2 separate regions of the Mus musculus genome follow, and region 2 is linked to region 1. The links are chromatin loops, found by intact Hi-C in ENCODE. Cell type or tissue: heart. All regions are shown on one strand. Region 1 overlaps Pde1a (phosphodiesterase 1A, calmodulin-dependent). Region 2 overlaps Pde1a (phosphodiesterase 1A, calmodulin-dependent).

Region 1 (8,000 bases):
GTGGTGGCGCACACCTTTAATCCCAGCACTCAGGGGGCAGAAGCAGGCAGATTTCTGAGTTCGAGGCCAGCCTGGTCTACAAAGTGAGTTCCAGGACAGCCAGGGCTATACAGAGAAACCCTGTCTTGAAAAATAAAATACAATCTCAGCTAGACCTATTAGACATGAGAAGGAGATAAAGGCGATACAATTAGGACAGGAAGAAATCGATAGGACTTTTACCCATTAAGGGTCATAAACGCTTCTCCTACCTCTGACAAAATATCTAGCAAGGTAGTGGGATACAAAATTCATACATACTCTTCTTGCTGTTTTCAAATGCCCACCTCACTGCAAGAATTGTAACATATCTTCCTGAAACCTGTTAACTACTGAATAGTGGAGAAAAGATAGAGGCCTAAGAAATAACAGATTGATGGTAAGGACATATTCTTCAGTCTAGATGAATAAATCTAACCCAAACTGGACATTCTAGAATATTAGAAAGCATTTGTATTTTTAAAAGCCTGGTATCAAACAAAATCTACATACACCAATTCTAGACAGTTATATTCAGCTCCCTTGGAGAAGGCTCTCCTGAGTGAAAGTGCTCTTTTAGGGAGCATTTTAACTACAAACTCACTTTATTACAGTGAGCTTTCTTCACACAGTGGGACAAAGGATTTACACCTTTCCCCTGACAATGATTAGCACGATGCTCTGCACATCTGAAGATGAGCTCGGGTGTGAGGAGTGCTGAGATGGTGGTGACACCTTGGGATTCTCATATAGCTTCAGTAGACACTGTATCACCTTCATGTTTGCATCCCATCTCAGATAAGAAACACACTCTCACTTCAGGGACTGAAGGTTGTTTGGTAGTCCATAGCAGATTAGCATGGCCATATAAACTGACAGTTACTGACTATCGAGCAGACATCTTTCTGTTTTCATGTTTCCTATTTTCATTTGTTATTGTGAGACATATTCATATAAGTGAGAACATCTCATATTCTTGGTCCCATGTTGGTGAACCTGTTTAGAAAGGACTAGGAGGTGTAGGCTTGTCAGAAGAGATGTCTCCCTGGAGTGAGATTTGAAGTCTCAAAAGCCCACACAATTCCCACTGCCCTCTCTCTGTTTATGGTTATAGATCAAGATGTGAGCTTTCAACTGTTCCTTTGTGAACTCTAACCTCTGAAACTATAAACCAAATCAAAGCCTTCTTTTATAAGTTGTCTCAATCACAGTGTTTAATCATAGCAGTAGAAAACCCAACATACAATTATGTGTGTATGTTATATACGTACATATAGATTCCATGCATACAAGAGAATAAGCATGAAGAGGTCAGATTTAGGATGTGTTGGAAGGAGAACAGACAGGATTTGATACAAGGAGGGATGTAGAGTTTACAATGTTTAAAGTCATATGCATACACATGTATGTATTGTATACTCCGTATCACGATCATCTTTAGCACCTATGCATTTTATAAATATGTGTCTTAATTAGGGTTTCCATTACTGTGATGAGACACCATGACCAAGGCAACTTGTATAAAGGACAACATTTAACTGGGGCTGGCTTGCAGGTTCAGAGGATCAGTCCATTATCATCAAGGCAGGGAGTATCCAGAATCCAGGCAGATATGGTGCAGGAGAAACTGAGAGTTCTACATCTTGATCTGACTGCAGCCAGGAGAGAGACTGGCATCCACAGTCAGCTAGGAAGAAGCTCTTTCAAAACCCACTCCCACAGTGACACACTTACTCCAGCAAGACCACACCCACTCCAACAAGTCCATACTTCCTAATAGTGCCACTCCCTAGACTAAGCATATTGAAACCAGCATCATATGCATAGAAAGTCTCCTTTCAGACATCTAAAGTCTAACTTCTTGCTCATGCTGTTGCACACATACTGGTGCAGGTCTCTCTCTTTTGTTTCACAGTTTGGAGTTTAGTCTACACTTTCATCTTTCTCCTAGATGGCATAAAACTGCCTCATTTCTGAACCTGGGTGACATTTTTGCAACCCAAACGAAATAACATTTTCTGCTATGTAGTCAGAGAAATCATTGTTAGATGTTAGTTGAAATCACTTACATGTCGTCTGAGAGATAACCCTACATTTGGCTTTCCTTTTGGGGGACCAAATAAATGGCCTGGTCATCTACATCTGGAACTACATTCCCCTACACTATGCCTGCAGAGTTCCAACCTGCCCCCTTTCTCCCCTTTTTCACAGGCTTCCCTGTTTCTTGTGTGGGAGGCAAGCTAAAACTCCTAGTTTGTACATGGCTATTCCATGCATCTGTTGGAAAAGGTCTGATCTTCCATGGCAGGCTGCTCCCTAGCCCTCTTTCCCCTATCCTCTTCTATTTATCTACACCATCACTTTCTTTGTGAAGGCTTTCTGCACATCCCTATTTCAACTACACTCCTGCTCATGTTTAGCATCACTGACCTTCCTGAAGACTGAAGCAGGTCTACTCAGTTTCCTCTCATTATGAAACCACAGTACCTTTAACAGCCAATGCACACAGTGGTTTCTACTCTGGATACCCAATAGTTCATAATGCTTTTATTCATTTAAAATTATCCACTGCAATTACGCGCGCGCGCGCGCGCGCGTGTGTGTGTGTGTGTGTGTGTGTGTGTGTGTGTGTGTGTGTAAATGTATCTGCAGTTGTCTACAGGGACCAAGAGAGATCCTGGGGCTGGTGCTTATCATGGGTGCTTGGAACAAAATCTGGGGCCTCAGCAAGAGCAGCAAGTACTCTTAACTACAAAGCCATCTTTCCAGCCCCAAACTTTTACTTTTGACTAAAATGCTAGACACTCAGATAGATACAGCAAGAGCTAGTGGCTTTGCTTGGTGCTGGCACAGGCTTGCAAGTACCAGTGACAAAGCACAGGGGTTCTTACAGAGTTTGTCATCATGTTACTATCCCTTATTTCACATCTGCATGGCCACCATCCATCAGCACACACATCTGCAGCTCAAGTGACATAAGCAGGAGTATCCTTTCTTAGCTAGCAATGGGACCAACTGTCTCATGAATGATCAATTTCAGAAACCAGCAAGAGTTTGTGTGTTTTATAAAAGAAGCACATCAAGTGGAAGAAAGCACAAATTATTAAGGAATTAGCGACTCCTTAATGGTAGCATCATCAACAACTGTACCTTGGGCAGCCAACTCTTTCCACCTCTCTTTGTTCTGCTGAATGATGTCCACCAGGTTGTTTTTGAAACTCTTCAGATCCACAGCTGAGAGCGAGTAGTCTGGGGCATAGCTCCCATCACACACGGAGCCTTTTGTATTTGACCGCCTCAGAGAGTCAGCAACATGGAACCCAATCATGGTGGACGAGCTACCATTGACAACGAAAAAAAAAAAAAAAAAAAGACAACTAGGTCAAGAGACCATACGAGACAGGTTTATAGACCCATTAAACAACAGTCACATGGGCCCAGATGTAACACGTGGCAGGTGCTTAACACAACCCCCGTCCTCTTTCCCACATGGAGTGTATTCTGACTATGATGTGGCTTCTACTCACTCCTCCCAGTTCCTTCCTCCCACCTCCCCTCCCATCCATACACCATTTGTGGACCATGATCAGTTGCAAAGGGAGTGCACTACAGTATATAGACACTAGATGGCAGTACTACCTAATAATTACTGCAAGAACTGCAGGCCTACCTTTGAGGAAAAGAATAATTACTGGGTAAAACCTTTAATATATGCAAACGAAGACCTATTATACCTGCTTGCCCCGTAGTTTGAAGACTGTGACTTTGAAGCTTCCTCTATAAGAGGAATGACAATTTTCTCTGTTGAGTCCGTCAGGAGAGAAAACGTTGGCTCCACTATGAAATCAATGAAACCTAAAAAAGCAAAGCACACAGAATGGGAGATCCAATCAAGAATCACAGTTTCCTAAACCACACGGTAAGCCACAGTGAGGACTTTCTGGTACACATGCAGAAAAACAAGTGCTCACTAGAGAACTGGCTAAGCTGTGGACAGTAACAACCTTCAGAGGCAGCTACTTTGGGTAATAATGCATTCAGTAGTGAGAGCTGATAAACTAGACTTCCTTAGCCCAAGGATGTGATCTTTCCTATCTGACATTTTACGCCTTATGCTGTCCTAGCTCTTGAGCCAGTTCTAATGATCAAGAATGTCTTTTCTTAGGGCCCCCAATGGAGGAGCTAGAGAAAGCACCCAAGAGCTGAAGGGGTCTGCAACCCTATAGGTGGAACATCAATATGAACTAACCAGTACCCCCAGAGCTCGTGTCTCTAGTTGCATATGTAGCAGAAGATGGCCTAGTTGGCCATCATTGGAAAGAGAGGCCCCTTGGTCTTGCAAACATTATATGCCCCAGTACAGGGGAACGCAAGGGCCAAGAAGTGGGAGTGAGTGAGTAGGGGAGTGGGGGGGGGGGGTATAGGGAACTTTCGGGATAGCATTTTAAATGTAAATGAAGAAAATACCTAATAAAAAATTGGAAAAAGGAAAAAAAAAGAATGTCTTTTCTTCTCAGTGAGAGGACATTACTCTTATGAATGGTCTTCGTTTGGTTTTTGGTTGTTGAATGTTATGCACACCAGAAAAAAATAAATTCTATCTAAACTCTAAGAAGACCAGATAATTAAAAGTCCCCAACCCTCAGGCCACAGAAGGACAGCCACTTTTATTTTATCCTATTTTTTTTCCTGACTGCATCAGAGTGATTTATCAGCACATCCTTATTTCAAATTGCTGTTTATTATTCTCTGGATGTAAAGCATTCGTTCACAAAGTGTGGGCATATGCTGCCGAGCCAGCAGAGAGGACACTACAATCTCCAGGCGACAGCACTAATCCCACCACTTTGAGATGTCAGCATTGAGTGCTGACTTAGATTTAAAGTGCTCATCAAGATGGAGAGTGACAGGCAAAGAGCAGAGCCCTGACCATGGATGTGTTTGCTTCTTAGTAGTGAGGAAAGGGGGATTAAAAACAATAACCATTTTAAGCTCTGGGACTGCAAAACCTTGTGGCCCCAAGAGCTATTAGGAGCTTCTGCCTTGAACCCACTGGAAATAGATACTAACATCTAAATACAAGAAAAGAAGGGTCTGGAAGTGACATACATGCAAATTATCCATTGAATGCTTGCCCAAAGTCGTATATGCTTGACACTTCTCAAGTATATGTTGGGACACATCTCAAAATTTACAAAAAATCCTACAATAATCTTGTATCTTAATACTTGAATTCAAAGTGAAGTTAACTGTTCCCCTAGACTTTTAACTCACTAGAGCAGGTAGACTGTCCAGTGAGTCCGTACCTCTTTCACTAAGAGGAATGTGTATCAGAGCCACTAGCCACCGAATCAGCCCAGCTTGCTTGATGAGATTCTGAGTTTACAACATCCACACTTTCTGAATGGTGATAAACACCAGATGCTGTTTTATTGGCTGAACAGTGTTTGGAAGTTGTCTGGGAGGGGAAAGGGTTATAGCCAGCCACTTTCCTACTGTCCTGAAGCTCTGTAATAGCTACACCAGAGCCCATGTCTGGAGAAGGGATACAGATTCATACATCACATGGTTCCGTAAGGGGGAGGCTGGCTGTCGGAATATTATCAGAGATGGGCAAGCATAGGAAATAGTTTAGTAACCTGGGACTCAGCTGGTTGTGTTACACATCCCTCTTGTCAGTACTGCTCTTGGCAGTCTAGCTCCTTGTATGCTCCGTGCATACACATATCCCTCTTTATACAGTTCATCTAACAACCATAGACTGCCACCTGCATCCTGTTACATCTATAGCCCTCTAAAGATAATGATAGGATTCCACTTCCCTAACAATAGTCAAAGCTAGAATAGTTTCTATTCCATCAGAAGCATTCTAGGAAGTGGGCTACGTGGTAGGAGAATGACCATGTGGTCTAATCTAGCAATCAGAATATAGAGCTGCTGTAAGTATATCCCTTAGAACCTGGCCTCCCCTTCCTTCAGAAGACATCAAGAGACTCTGGGCTGTAACATGGGTCCCTGGTCAGGGAGATCTATTGCTTTCCTTTAAATTTAATTCCCTTGCTATTCCTGAAAATTTTGTATGGGCTTTTAATTTAACTCCTTGGCTAAGAAGACAAGAACCTGGAAACACCTGACCTTGGCCAGCAGTAGTGGTTTATTGAATGCATTTTGTAAAAATACTTCATTGATTTTTCCTTCAGCATTAGCTAGATCAGCCTGAAGCCAAAGCTTATCCTGAGTGTAGAGTGAGGTTGGTCTGGAAGACTTTGAACTACATAGTACCTGCATTTGAACACCAACAAGTCCCACCCACTTTTCGGGGCCACCATTCTTCAAAATTACCTATTTGCGACTGGGCAACCATTGTTGACTTCCGATCACAAAGTGGAGAAAATGGAAGCCCTAATTCAGCTTCTTTGTCTCCCTGGGGAAAGAAAGGTGAATCACTGGAATCAAGCTGGAGAACTTAAGAAAATGTGTAGTCTAGATATAGTGACTTAAAACAACCACATTTCTTTAAAGCAGTAATACCTACACAGTTATTTCATTAAAGTCTATTTTCTCCTAAGGAATTTTCTAGTGCTAGTGCATCTCTAAATATCTTTGTAGTATCCCAACCCACTGACTCTAAAGTGAAAAACATTTCAGTTTTCTGAAGACCCTATAGTCACTTCAATGCATTATTGGGAGATTAATTGACCACCAAGCTTATGGATTTTTCTTCATTTTTTTAGATTTTGCTTCACAAAGCTTTAAAAAGCAAGATTTTTTTTGTTGGACTGCTCTTTCAAATGAAATATGCATGAGTATTTTGAAATCTCTTTCTTCTCATCGACTAAGATTTATTAAATATCCCACTACAAATAATGTTTTTATCATAGGTCTAGAATACAGTTCAAGAATATCATCAGTGGTTAATTACTGAATAACAATATCCTTAAGAGTTTACATTAAAATACTAATGGCACTATCATTGTTTAAAATAGAAATGACAGACTATAGCCTATATCAGAAGAATAATATTAAAGACAGACATTTATTTGGTATTTACAATACAATTGTCCTTGACTGACACTATAATATTTGCATTTGGCTGATGTTATTGTTAAATATCTGCTATGTATAGCCTAAGAACACTCTAACAGGATACCACTCAATAGGCCTATTTCTATATTATATGGTTCTTTGGAAGACTGAAAAGGATTAATTAGGGTTGAAAAAGGCATGTTGATGTTCTGCTCTGTGTAAGCTCCATTTTAAAGACTGCAGTTAGCACATTTTCATCTAAGACGTAAACACTTGACAGTGACATGCAGATCTGGCCTTCCTGTGGATGGAGTTGGGGAGGTTAATGTTGTTTTTCTGCTTCATGTACCTTTCAATTAATTTAGAATATAAAATTCCTATTGCTAAAAGCACTGGATGCTAAAAATACATTAATTATTCAATTTCCTTATAAATATTTCAAAGTGTTATTTATTTTTTGGAATGAATAAAGGCCATGGGTACCAGGTCAGCAGCAGGGGGGCTCTGAGCCAGACCATGAAAGAACTAAACAGAACACCTTGGACAGGGGAGAGATGTAGAAAGGGAAACTGTGTTACCTTGGTGGAAGCTTGACCAACTTTACAAGGTCTTTATTCTCCCAAGGAAGGAGACACAGATTTTTTTTCTTAAAATGAAATCAATAGTCAAAACTGAGCATTCTACATAACAATTACTTCACATTTATCTTGAAAGTTGTGCATCCTGTTGAAAGTCCTCTATTTAAGAGACCAAAAAATAGTTTTTAGAGTCAACAACTCACTAAACCTAATAAACGTATTTCATTGACGGATGAAAGTGGAATACTACACTCAGTTACCCAGTGGCTCTCTGTAATGTCCTAGGTCTGGGCATTATTGTTCTGGGAATGAGCCTACAGGTGTTGAGGCAGCAGCAGCAGCCCCATCGCAATCCCCAGGAGGGTCTGGTGTCCAGTG
Region 2 (8,000 bases), 170 kb after region 1:
ATGATTTGATAGACTTACTATGAGAAATACTTCGAGAATTCTCATTGTATAATATCTGTACATTCTTAGAAACAGGATTTAAGTTATGTCAGACTCTTCTTAATCCAGCCATGGGATGTCAGAGTATACTGTGCATTATTCCAGAACCTTTTTTTCCTATTTAATGAACAGTTTTTACTTTCTTAAATCTATAATAATTATGCTGATGTTAAAAATTGACTTTAACTGTCTCAAGAAAAAGAATTTTAAACTAATTTTGCATCTTTTCTCTAAGATCATATAATTTATCCCCAATATGTCTCCCCAGGGTACTATTCCCCCCTGTTGTGTTCTCCCATTTGAGTGTTATGCTCACATATACATGATAATATCTCTAACGAACTCAAAGTCTGCCAGAGAAGTACAGGTCAGCTGGATTGGAACCACAAGTTATTCAGGAGAAGCCATCCTACATAAAGAAATTTGGAATTTTAGAATGAAAGTTCCATACCTTACCTATCTTGCTAAACTTTTAATGAATTATTTATAAGCAGCTAGGATATCACATTCATGGAAGTTCTTTTAAATTTATGTGGTCCTAATGGCACATATGAAACAGATCCCCTTACCAAGTGGACTAATCACCAGAGGCAAAGCCCTTGAGGAGTGCAGAAACAGGCAGAAATACACCGAGGTAGAAACATCTGCAACAGTTCTCTAAGAAGAAAAGCTAGGCCTGGAAAAAAAATGTTCCAATGTGAGACTCAGAATATACACGATGTCTAAGGGACAAGGTACCCAGAGAAGAACCGTAAGATAGGGCAAATTACTGAAGACTGGAGTTTGCCTCAATTGCCAGCTTGCCTAAAACTACAAATAGCTTTGAGGAAGCCGGTACCCAAGTGCTCTAAGGAAGTATGGCTAACTACACTAAACTGTCATGTTCCTCTCTCAGCTCTTCACCATGCATAGTAACAGTAATGGCAGTGCCCACGGGCCTGTTGATCTCATGCTACATCTAACCTTGATCCCTTTCCTTCACTTTCTGGAAACAACTGCCTAAGCGAAAGTACAACCTCTTGGTACTAATCAGGAGGCTTCACCCAGATCACCAGGAACACGAAGAAAATATCTAAATTCACCATGTTTTATTCTAATTATTATGGCACAAAAGAAAAATCTTACTTTTAACAAAGAGCCAGTGCTCTGTATTTAAACATTGTAGCTATAGATAGGGTGAAGCCCACCAGCAAGGAGCACATAACTGAGCCTGACCACATAACATACAAGGAGGCTTTGGCCCCAGGGCATCTGCCTCCATCCCCCAAACTCCCACATGGGATTAATACACAGAAAAGATGGCCAGGTGGCTCTGCCTCTGTCCAACACACCTTGCCTTCTGAACAAAAAGTAGATTCCAGTTTGTACAGCTCCTGTAACTACTATGAACTTGAGAGAAAGTAGAAAATAATATATTAATATATTATTGTATAAATTATTTAATTATATAGGGTTGGAAGACCACTGAGGTGAATATGCATTTTGAGGATAATTTTGGATTTATGAACAGTTGCAATTATAGCAGTTGCTTTGCAGTATTTACAGCTACACATTTAAGTAGATATAAATTATACCTAAGTCCATATTGGATTTAAGTGTAATTTACCTTCAAAATGTTTTAAAACAGATTTATATTGTAACTGTGTCATGCATTACCAAGGTATTCTATTTCTTTTAATGAGACTGTAAAAAAAAAATCTACTTAGTGCATAAAATGCACAGACTTTATGTAATTTCACTCTTTAAGATCCACTCATATTCAGGATGAAATAATAATAAGGCCTGTTCTATAGATTTCTATTATTCTGAATTTAACCCTAGATCAAAAACTAGTGGCTACAGCTTGAAGTTAGCATCTGCTATTGTTAACACTTACTATTTTCTGTATCCTTACAATATTTTCAAAGAAGATAATAAGAAGTTGATGGTTAAGTCCTTTGTCTTAAAAGCAGAAATTATGTGTTCATTTTCCACCTATTTAAAAACCATTTATTCTCAAAGTTGAATTCTAAAGTATGTAACAGATAACTAAACAATCCAGCTAAAATAATTAGAAATCAGTGCTGCCCCAGAGAATAAGCATTCACACGCACACGCGCGCACACGCACACACACAGACACACAGACACACACACACACACACACACACACACACACACACACACACCAAATAAACTTTAGCCGAACTTATTACACTATGCCCATATTTTCCTGGTTACACATTCTATATGCTACACAGTCCTCCTCTTTGACCCACTCCTGCCTAACTGCTTGCCTAATATTCCCAAAGGATCTAGAAGAGATACACTCCAGCACAGTAGCTATCAAATTCAAATTTATCTCAGAGCACATTATTTGAGAAAGACATAGCGTTTATAGCGCAGAAACCCTGCCCTTGAGTATAATCAGTTCAAAGAACCAAGCACAGTATTTGCCAATTAGTAGAGTGTGCAGCGGCACTGAGCAACAGGGAGAGATTGCACAACGTTTCAAAAGTTTTTCCAGTGCTATGTTACTCATGTGCTTGAGCAGCTAAATATGTTTTTAAAGCATATTTTGAAGAATTGATAAAGAGTTTATGTATCGAGCTTCAGGGAGCAGAAAATAAAAGGATTTCTTCAGTGTGCATGAAGTTAAACTCCAGGCACCCTTTGCTGCTCTGCTGCTGTTTAGTGCCACATTCCTCTGGGTTGAAGATGAAGGAGAGAGACCATTGTGGCTGACAGCCCCGGAGCCACCTGGGATGCAACAAGACTTACCGAAAGATGGGTCTTTGGAGGTGTTTCTTCCTGATTGTGACATACTCATCCATTTAAAGATGAAGATTTAACTTCTTCCTGGAAAGCGCTCCAGAAATCCGGGGGGAGAGAATGTGGAAGTTATTGTGCAGCAAGGATCCCAGAAGGAAAAAGTAGTTTCCTCTTTCTCTTTTTGGGTGCTGGGAGAAAACTTCCCTGTTCTCTGCCAGCTGGGCAGTGTGTCCATAGAGGCCACATAAGACAGGCACGTTGGGGCACTCCCCCACCGAGTAGGGTGTGCAAAACCCACCAAGAGTCACGTTGATACAGACAAGGGAAACACACAGGACCCTCAGAAGCAGAAGAAAACAAACAGAAACCTTCCTAGCCCAATCGACACCCAGGTAGGAGCTCCCACTAAGTTATTGCAGCCATGAGAGCTCTCCCTCCATGTGCTGGACAAGCCGGCAAGGCTAAGTCCCTCCCTGTCTTTAAAACAGCCTGTTCTGAGGCTCAACTTTTTTTTCTTCAAAATAAAAGTTGTACAGCTGGCTAAGCAGTCCCAAGTGAGTGCCTTCTACAAGTCGGTTCTGTTAAAGTAAGAACTGTGTATGAATTACTGAGGAATGACGGGCTGAAGTTACACAGCTGGTTTGCTTCAAGAGATTACAATTATTTTACAATGTTGCTTTCACACTGGATGAAGTGTGGGGACAAGACATCGTTTTTTTTGGACACTCACAACCTAATAATCTACACTCAGGCAGAGGTTGAAGATGCCATGTCAACTGATAGAAGTCCCTGTGTGTTGGCCAGAGCCCAGAAGTTAGCAAAACAAGCATTGCTCAAGTGTATTAGTGAAAATGTACCCAGACGCTGCTGTCCTGAAATGCAGCTTTATAACTATGAAAATAACACTACCAAAGAGAGAACAAGACACAAACACATCTACATACAAATAAACAAACAGGTAAATAAATAAACCCAAATAGTCGGGTGCATAATATTTTATAGTATGTGGGATTTTAAATTTTATAACAAGAGAGAAAACAAACAAGTGGAAAAGAAAACCATGAACCAATTTGTGAGCATTATTTCATTAGAACCTGAGGCGTTAACTCTGTGAACAGAAGCCCAAGTTACAGAGAGCAGAAATTCTAGTTCTTCAAGGTAAATTATTTTGAAAACTTTCTTGAATTGTTATTTAAGCTCCTGGTGGCCCAGGACGAGGTCATTAAATTTCAGAACCAAGGTTTAGTATGTAATTAAACGAGCCATCTAAGAGCATGATTATAATGTTTTAAAAGTGCATGCCATAAAGGGAAAGGTAGAGAGTAGCCATGGTTTTGGTTGAATGATCCATACAAAAGCCGAATCTAAGGTCTCAAAGGTAGGGAGCTATTTGCAGTCATGCGCAAACACTTCAGAGAAATAAGACCACCTTCTTCTTTCTGTCACCAAAGGGAGATGAGACTTATAAGAACTACTGATTTCATCAAGAAGTTCTAATCCATGCCAGGAAGTAAAAATCAGGCTGAGAGAGCAATGGACCAAAGATAAAATAAGTGTGTGCGATCAACCCGTCTTGTAGTGACTCTGGGGCAAATGTCTTGCCAGTCTGGACTCCAGTGTCATTTCTTGTAAAATGAAGTTATAATGTTAATCGAATTCTGTAGTTTCTTTTGAGATTTTTGTTCTTATTTTCTTTCTGTAAACAAACTGTCATAGAAATTATGATGCCTATACAACTCCACATGAAAAGATTATATATATATATATATATATATATATATATATATATATGGATATTTTGTTTGCATTGTCCCCTTTCTGGTTCTCCTCTGCAAGCCCCCTATCCCATCCCCCACCCCTGCCTCTATTATGGTTCTCCACCCACCCACCCACCCTCTCCCACCTCCCTTCCCTATGCTGGAGCATCGATCCTTCACAGGACCAAGGGCCTTCCCTCCCATTGGTGCCAGATAATTATATATTCATAATATATTCATGCACATATACTGATAGAGAAGCATCAAAATCAGTGTGTCCATCCTCATCAAAAGCACACAATCATGAACTCACATGACTTCTTACATGGCAATAAGTTAAGTATGGAGACCATTCAAACTCAAACCCACAGGCAAACCTCTCCAATGCACACTCTACTATAACCATATGCCTTGGTTTTCTTTGTCACATACGAAAGTACATAAACAATAACACACTTTTGACGTTTCCCTGGAGGGACTTTTGCATTTGTAGTGGCATTCTGTCTCCACAGTAATGGTTTATACTATTATATCTCCTAAGTCCATCTACCTTTCCAATAGAAGTGAGTCGTGTGTGGTGGCTCAGCAGTAAAGAGAACGTACTGCCTTTCCAGGGGAGTTTCTTAGCAGTACCCACAGCCATTTCGAGCTCCAGGTTCTGGGAACCTAGTGCTCTAGTGTGGCCTCTACAGGCATTCACACTCTGGGCACATACATATATGTACCCACGAATGCATGGATAACACCCACACACATACAAATAGAAAATAAACCTTTCTGGGCGGTGGTGGCGCATGCCTTTAATCCCAGCACTTGGGAGGCAGAGACAGGCGGATTTCTGAGTTCGAGGCCAGCCTGATCTACAACGTGAGTTCCAGGACAGCCAAGACTATACAGAGAAACCCTGTCTCAAAAAAAAAACAAAAAAAAAAAAGAAAGAAAGAAAATAAACCTTTTAATATAATGTGAGATGATTTTTTTTCATGACCATAATGAAAACAACTCAACATAGTGGCAGTTAACATTAAGCTGAGTTTCTTCTAAATCCACATTATTATTTACCTCAAACTCAAGACTCAGTCATCAGCCGGAGAACTTAAAGGTTGTTCACACAGATCACAGAAAAGCCAATGTAACTTTAATTGTATTCAATTTACATTTTTAAAATTTAAATGACTAAGGGAGTCCGGATAGACTTGCATTTATGTTAAGCACATCATTTGAGCCCAATATTCATCTCAACAAAAGCAATGAGAATATGCCTGTAAACTAAACATTCTCTTAAAACAGAGAAAAATGCAACTTTTTATTTATACATTGTGTGTGTGTGTGTGTACATGCATGTTCACATGCCTGTACACATTCATGGCCAAGAACACGTATGGAAGTCAGAGAATAAATTGCAGTGATTCTCTGCTCCTACCATATACGTCCTGGAGACTAAACTCAGGTCATTAAGCTAGGCAGCATGCTTCTCCTCCGCAAGCTGAATCATCTCAATGGGTCCCAAAGCATATGATTTCATTTATTCTTTCCAGAGAATATTTAAATTTGATTTGGGGAAGAGAAGTGGCCTTTTTCTAGCAATCAAGTTTAATGTAGCATCCAGTAAGATGAAAAGCATTCATTGTTAAGTAAATTACAAAAGTCTATCACTTTTATTAACACAACCATCTACACAAAATAGTAAAAGCTGTGATACAAATAACCAGGCCAAATCTCTTATAAAATAGGCTGAATACAATTTATTAAGATTTTAAATAGGGCCAAGGTCAGAAATAGTATTTGTTTTTCCTAATGTGGTAAATTAAATGCAGCTTGCTTTGCTTAGCATTTTAAATTATACATCCACACATATACGTGTATATAGACATATATATATATATATATATATATATATATATATATATATATACACCACATATCCTTATATATGCTTATGTATATACTCACACTTTTTCATATATGTGTGCATACAGATGCATACTGATGCATGCACCCAACTTGACGCAGCATGATTAGAGGTCGTCATAGTCGGTGAAAAGGGAGGACATCTGTCTTAATTATTGTGTTTACTGAAACACATGGATCCACCTTTGTGATAGTCCCAGCCAGAAGCACCCTGAAAGCATCATGGTGTATTCTCTTAATCACTATGGAAACCAAGTAAACAGTTTGCTCTCTGTGATGCTGAAGTCCCAGACATGCAATGTTAGAAGGCCACTGGATACTCAGCTACCCACCCAAACAATGGAAAATTAATTTATCTGCAAATGGTCACTTTATCTGCATTAAGCCTGGGAAGAAGTGTGTGCTGTTATTTCATTAAACAGATTTTAATGGAATATAACATCACAAGTTACATATTTCAGGAAGTGTGAAGGAACAAATGGAAAAGAAGGACCAAAGGGCACTTTAGCTTGTGTTACTGTATTCAGACGTTGGCTTAAAGAACTCTGCACCTTTAAGTTTTGCTGCCCCACTTTCCACCAAGTCTAAAGGTATGAGGGCTTCAGTTAAGTCATTTCCTACCTTTCATTTTGCTTGATATATTGAACATGAAAGGTGAGATACACAGTGGCACTCTCCTGGAAAATCACCTAGATCTGGAACAGAAGCCCCAAAACAGAAAAGGAAAATAGGGATGCCGTGCTAGCACTAGCATATCTTTTACTTGTCATATCTACAGACTTTGCAACAGTCATGGGGACCATCCCATGGTCAATTACATCCTGAGTGAAATGGCAGAGGGCCACTTCTTCCTGATGCGCTAGCCTGGTCTCTGCTCCTCTGCCACTGAGTAGAACTCACCTCAGGGAATGAGCGGAATCACTGACAAAAAACACAGATCTCACCAATGCTCCACGGATGGATTTTCACAGCTTCCATGTTGTAAGTCATTTTTGAAACTGAATTTCTTGCTATAGATTTCACAACAGATTAAAAATATGGACTTTGAGCCCTGGTGTTTCTTTCCTGAACCACACATGTTTATTTTTGTTGTAGTAGTTTTTCCTCCTCCTGTGTGGTGAGTAAGTGCTCTGCCTCCTGTCAGAGTTCTTTCTAGTCTACATTCTACCTTTTCTAGAGAACTCTAGAAAAGGAGAAGAATCACCTTATCTCCCCTGGGTGCACTCTTTCTTCTCCTAACCCCTGACTCTTCTTAAATATTAACACACTGCCCCTCACATCCCCAATACTTTTTAAGAGCTAGCCCAGGAAACCCTGTGGATCCCTGTGATAATCATTGGTACTGACCAATAAATATTTTTTACTGAGATCTGAGTGGAAGCTCTATTTTTTTTAGAAAGATTTTTGCCCTTATGTCAAGGAGCATGTATTCAAACCCTAGTCCTAGCAGCAGTTGTCTTTGCAATATCCTGTGTTGTTAGTGTCTTCTTGAGAAACTTGAGCCCAACAAAGGGGTTGGGCTACCTGTCCTCTGAGATCCTTT

What was found. Peaks named below come from ENCODE experiments on the same cell type or tissue, not always from the same donor. Only the 100,000 strongest peaks of a DNase experiment are listed, where the experiment ranks them.
Region 2: it touches region 1 in a loop (3-fold over the local background); 2 of 42 quality-filtered maps call a loop at or near these places.

Annotation. Positions count from the first base shown.
Region 1 is chr2:79,861,870-79,869,869 of GRCm38, forward strand. It overlaps Pde1a (phosphodiesterase 1A, calmodulin-dependent), which reads right to left. Exons shown (of 16, transcript NM_001159582.1): 12 at 6,361-6,442; 13 at 3,753-3,873; 14 at 3,169-3,356. Among named protein-coding and RNA genes, the nearest start is that of Ppp1r1c, 160 kb to the left of the region's middle. In heart, a CTCF peak has its summit at 3,628 (motif pointing right); no DNase peak of the experiment used is centred here; H3K27me3 peaks cover 1,401 bases.
Region 2 is chr2:80,035,660-80,043,659 of GRCm38, forward strand. The region is part of intron 2 of Pde1a (phosphodiesterase 1A, calmodulin-dependent); the gene reads right to left. Among named protein-coding and RNA genes, the nearest start is that of Pde1a, 90 kb to the right of the region's middle. In heart, no CTCF peak of the experiment used is centred here; a DNase peak (open chromatin) is centred at 3,292; H3K4me3 peaks cover 398 bases.